Regions from separate parts of the Mus musculus genome. Here region 2 is linked to region 1. A link is a loop called in an ENCODE intact Hi-C map of the cell type or tissue named here. Cell type or tissue: gastrocnemius. All regions are shown on one strand. Each heading gives the region's core, and the rest is flanking DNA. Links, peaks and the distances in the headings are about the cores only. Region 1 has its middle 51 kb from the start of Trim52. Region 2 has its middle 2.4 kb from the start of Spry2.

Region 1 (2,805 bases), core at 50-2,549:
TTTTATTTCTATCCAGTAAACATTGCTTAAATTTTTGTCAATAGTGGTAAGATATCAATATATAAAATTACTGAAAAATATAAAATTAAGATACTACAATAGAGTTCAAGACATGCCCACTATCTCATGTTGAATACATGTTGACTACAGGCTAGTGAAATCAGAACAGAGCTAATTAAGTTACTTATAAATGTTTTCCCTTAATTTTATCCACACTAGCTACTGATATAATGCTTAACACATACAAAATTTGATTTTTTAACTGGTTCCTTAACCAACAGGAGATAAAATATTTTAAGTGTAAAAAAGAAGGCAGGGGGCGAGGGAAACACTGAAAATTTCTGAAATATCTTACAAGACTAACAGAGATGGAACTCTGGCATGTATTCTATGATTCCCTGCTTTCATTTCTGATGTATATAGCCTAATGTGATGAGGTAATGGTAAATCTAATACTGAGTCACCTGATGTCACTTAACAACCCAAATTACAAGAGACACTTGATGCTATGGCAGAATGCAAAGCTGAAAGGCGCACAGATCACCTGCAATCCAGTTTTTTTTTTTTAATGAATATTGACCCATAACAAGGCTTCAAAGGGTACTCATTAAAGGAAAGTTGTGCAAAGACTGAAGTGTGTTGCTGATGTGCACCTATAAAGCAGCTACAGAAACACCTGGCAAACACAGAAGTGGATGCTCACAGTCAGCTATTGGATGGAACACAGGGCCCCCAATCAAGGAGCTAGAGAAAGTACCCAAGGAGCTGAAGGGGTCTGTAACCCTATAGGAGAAATATGAACAGCAATATGAACTAACCAGTACCTCCTGAGCTCATGTCTCTAGCTGCATATGTAGCAGAAGATGGCCTAATCAGCCATCATTGGGAGGAGAGGCCCTTGGTCTTGCAAAGATTATATGCCCCAATACAGGAGAACACCAGGGCCAGGAAGCAGGAGTGGGTGGGTTGGGGAGCAGGGCGGGGGGAAGGTATAAGGGATTTTCAGGATAGCATTTGAATTGTAAATGAAGAAAATATCTTAAAAATATCTTTAAAATTGTTTAAAATATATTAAAGTAAAGAGGAATCTATGGCAAAATTATTCATCAAAGTCCTATTTGTGACTAATACTTTATTCAAATGATTATAGAAAATTTGGAGAGTTTCTTTTCCATTAGGTGGTATAAAGTCTAGACTAGTAAACTCCAAGCTAGAATCTAACTTTTCGTAAGGTAAGAGAGTCTCTAAATAATGTCAGTTACAAATTTATCTTACAGATAGTTGAGAACATGTACCCCAGTTATACCCCATACTAGAAGACAGATTACAAAGTACATCTGACTTTATAAAAAGCTGAGATTATCACAGTAAATTTGCAAGAAGGCAGTTAAATATATAAGTCATTAAAACTAATGACATTTCAAACCGTAAAAATATAACAGGTATTGGTAACAAAATAAGGAAAGCAATAGAATTGAAAAACTCAAGATTTAGCTTAAGAACAAATGAAAGTAAAAAGACTGCTTTAAATATATTCCCAGAGAAAATAATAAATACAAGAAACAGAAATGTAGAATTTATTACCCCATTTCTACCCATTACTGCAGACTGAGTCTTTTCCCAGTCTATGAGATATTCCGGAAATTGTAATAAATTCCATTTATTGCTTAACTTGTTTCAGTCGGTCTTCTGACCCTTGAAATAAAAGTAATTATCATTAGTAAAATCTATTTATCTCTCTGGATAGAAGTGTTGATTCCAGAGACATTTAAGCTTTGCCAGATACTATCATGTCCAAAAAGTTTAAGACTGTAAATAGTTTTCTAAAAACACTAGTCTGTTCCACATAAAGAAATTAATATTATTCTTTTAATAACCAAAATATGTGTTTTTAGTATGCATTGGCAGAGAAGCATCCACATATAATTACTCAGAATCTACCTCCTAAGGTCTCTTATGGGTCCCCCAGAGTTTTATCCAACCAAACCAAGCAGAGAATAAAAGGGTGGAAAAAAATCATGAAAAGTTTAATGGGGCAAACCTAGAAAAGGTCAGTCCTTGCTCTCCCAATGGATATGACTCAGGGACAATGGTGCATGGAACTAGAAGCAGGTCTGGGCAAGAGTCTCACTGGGAAGCCATGCAGACACCAACCACAAGATTCCCGATGACATCTCTTGACTCAGAAAAGAGAATAGCCATTTTTGGCAGAGATCCATATATTTCACAACAAAAACTACTTTGTCTTTTGTGAAGTTGATATACTGAATATAAGTTGTAACTGAATATTAAATAAATTCTAGCATTTCAAGAATTTATGAAAGATGTATATGCATCAGCATTTGAGATATTAATAATCTTTGATTAGTTATTGGTAGCTGTATCCTCAGTAACCTATGCCAAGTTTTTTAAGAACCTAGAAATTGAAAGTCCTAAACTTGAACCTTAAAAAAAAAGAACCCGAAGATGTGTTTGGTGGTAAACAATTGTAACACCAGCACTAGAATCTGAAACAGGAGTTACCATGAATTTGAGACCAGCATGTATTGCATAGCATGTACCAAATTCTGTCTATAAATAAACTAATTAATCAGTAAGTGGATAAATAACACCCATCCCTGAACATCTCATTTATTCATGCAAATCTTTGCTTTGACACTCAGATAAATGCAGATACCATACATACAATGGAACCTGGATAAAAAATTAATGAGTCTTTTCTGCATAAAGGTGTTTCTGTTCTCTTGACTAAAGGAGATAAGTACAATTAGGAGTTATGAATATCCTGAAGATCAAAAATTCACT
Region 2 (2,805 bases), core at 55-2,554, 260 kb after region 1:
TGCTGTCTTTAAATACAAATACAAAACCAAAAAACAAACCAACAAAAACTCCTTTGGTAGTAGAACAAAATGTTTAAATACTGATTAACTCTTTGTGTTAAAAGCACATTGTATGTTTGCAAAATTTTCTCTTACATTTTCAAAACTAACACCAAACCTAGGAAGGTGAAGGGATTTTTTTTTTCAAATCTCAGAAAGAAACTAGATTGAGAATCTTTTATAGATACACTTTGCCCACATTGTAAAGAAGACCAAACAGCTTAGACCAGCTGGCAAGGACAATCCTAAACAGTGTTTCAGTTCATTGCACACAACTCTAAAGATGCTTGCTTACACCTTCTTCTTCACTACCTTCTACCAAAGACCTGAGGAGGTGAGAGTCCCAGAGTGTTTATATTCTACTTCACTAATAACAACAAATGAGGAAGGCTATAGTTATGAAGAACAAATATATGAAATCAGAAAATAAAGCCAGAGTTGAGAACACTAGTACACAGCAGACTCTGCTCAACAGCTAGCCCCGGTAAAGTATATTACTTCACGAGTCCTGGGAACCTGGAGTTGAGTATCTCATTGCAACATCGAGTCCCTTGGACTTGTTTGTGTTTTGTTTCACAGTGCCTGACAAGTGGTAAAACCTCTGCTTAGGGCAGAGTTCTCTTTCTAGAACTTTCCACAACACATCTGAAAGTGAGAGTTCTCTTGATGTTTGTCTGAGCGCTACCATTACCCTGGATTCTCTTCCACAGTGGACTCCAGTTTTAATCTGTGAGCATGATAACTGATTTGGAGGCACAGCGGTTTCATGAAACACCTCATTGTGCATATACAATGTGTGCACAAATACAATTAGTCTTTTTTTATTTTAACAGTAGTCTTTGGAAGCACAATATAGTAGCTTATACACTTCACTGGCTGAAAAACAATAAAGCACTAAGATACAGCCTAAGGAATAATTTAAGAGAATCCAACAGATTCTTCCATTTATTTTGCTCTTAAGTTACAGGTAAAAATGTTTTCCTAATGTGAGGATTATGAGAGAGAAAACCAGTAGATTATTACCTAAAATCCTTTCTAATGTATGAAAGATAAGTAGGAATTCTTACATTCTTCCCCAAGCATCCGGAAGTTCCTGATTTAAATTCTATTTTATGCTTTGATTCCTAATGACCTGTTGGCAGAGCTCCTGCGGCGCTGGAGGAAATGGCATGGGGCAAATGTCTCCCAAGAAGCGGCCACCGGGTGCAAGGGTGTGAGGGGAGGTGTTTCCCTTGCCAGCTCTGCTTTCAGATGCTAGCTGGTCACACACCAGCAACTCCTTTCTGACCTGCCTCCCACAACCTGCCTTTGACCCTCCTAGCTCCTGGGTGGAAATTTCGAATTTCTTCGGAATCGAACCAGCTCAATCTCAAAGGGAATGTGGCTAAGGGGGGTGACAAGAAATTCCACCTTGCCTAACGTTTATACTAGAAATCTTAGACTCCCGAAGCCGGCCAACCCACTTCTTTGAAAGGAAGCCCCCCAGCAGGTACTGAGTCCCGCAGAAGAAAGCAGCTCGAGGCCCGCGCCTGGCGCTCGCCCCCTGGCGGCTCCTTCGGGAAGCGCAGCGGCGCCCGCGCTCGCCTGCTGGAGACTCCACGGATTCCGACGCCGCGTGAGCCGCGGTGGCCGGAGAGGCCCTGCTGTCCTGAGCCCAGAGTGGCTGGGACGCGACTGAGTCGGCCGATCGAGCGTCTTCCACCCTCAGCCGTGGAGTTGGGGGGACGCAGGCCAGCGCCCGGAAATAACGCATGCCACTTCCCCTGCCATCTCTAGTTCCAAACCCTAGGCGAAGGAGGAGAGTGGTTGGAGAAACACCGAGAGGGCAAGGAGAGAGCGCAAGCCAGGCGAATGAGGTGCCAGGATAAGTTAGAGACGTCGCCAGAAGGCAGCTAGAGCCCAGGGTAGCAGCGAACAGGTGAGGACTGGAGCGAGAGAAGTCAATCTCCACGTTTTTAGGAGCTCTAACCTCGCACCGTGCAAGGTCGCAGGTGCTGTGCGGGGATTTTGACCTTATAGCAGGTACCTTCCGGTTTAAAAAAAAAAAATGTAAAATCTCAGCTAAAATTGCAACGTGTGCGTGTGGATGCATTTCAGTGACCCCCACCCCCCCGCGCGTGCTTCCATGTGCAGGCACCTTAGTACAGCCGCGGCCAGAGAGTACCTATTTAGAGTTTTAAATGGTTAACTATAGTCCGCTTCCAACATGAACAGGAGGAACTTATATGAGAATGTTCTAGGTGACAGATAGTGGGATTTGAAAGATGACGCTCTTTTTATTTATGGTTTCGCGAAGGAGGAATTCTGTAGTGAAACAGACTCTTCCCCCCCCCCCCCATTTCGGAAGTCCATGATGTCGCCCTGAGTAATCGCGTGGGTATTACAGAATTAATTTAAAAGGTTTTTGCATCGAGCAAAACAGTACCAAAAAAAAAAAATCTTCAAAAGGCCTCCATCTATAGATAATCCCTCTTAAAAAGGAAATTCTAACAAACTACAAGTCCACACACAATCCAAAGCCAATCCCAGCCAGAGCAGAAGGGACTTGAAACCCGAATCTACATTCCGTTCCTCCCGTACAAGGCTCGGGAGGTGGGGGAGGCGGGCTGTGCTGGTGCCCGGTGTATAATCGGGTTAATCCAGTAGACAAAGAATAAACCAATAGCCCTCCCACCTCACTTCCCGCTCCCCTTTCCCTCCCCCTCCTGTTCCCCCACCCTCTTCGCCCCCTGGGCATCGGTGGGGGAGGGGTGCGGTGGAGCGGGG

What was found. Peaks named below come from ENCODE experiments on the same cell type or tissue, not always from the same donor. Only the 100,000 strongest peaks of a DNase experiment are listed, where the experiment ranks them.
Region 2: it touches region 1 in a loop (4-fold over the local background); 2 of 42 quality-filtered maps call a loop at or near these places.

Annotation. Positions count from the first base shown.
Region 1 is chr14:106,156,107-106,158,911 of GRCm38, reverse strand. No RefSeq gene overlaps it. Among named protein-coding and RNA genes, the nearest start is that of Trim52, 51 kb to the right of the region's middle. In gastrocnemius, for the core only: no CTCF peak of the experiment used is centred there; no DNase peak of the experiment used is centred there.
Region 2 is chr14:105,897,815-105,900,619 of GRCm38, reverse strand. No RefSeq gene overlaps it. Among named protein-coding and RNA genes, the nearest start is that of Spry2, 2.4 kb to the right of the region's middle. In gastrocnemius, for the core only: a CTCF peak has its summit at 1,588 (motif pointing left); DNase peaks (open chromatin) are centred at 1,273, 1,630 and 2,118; H3K4me3 peaks cover 1,419 bases; H3K27ac peaks cover 1,457 bases.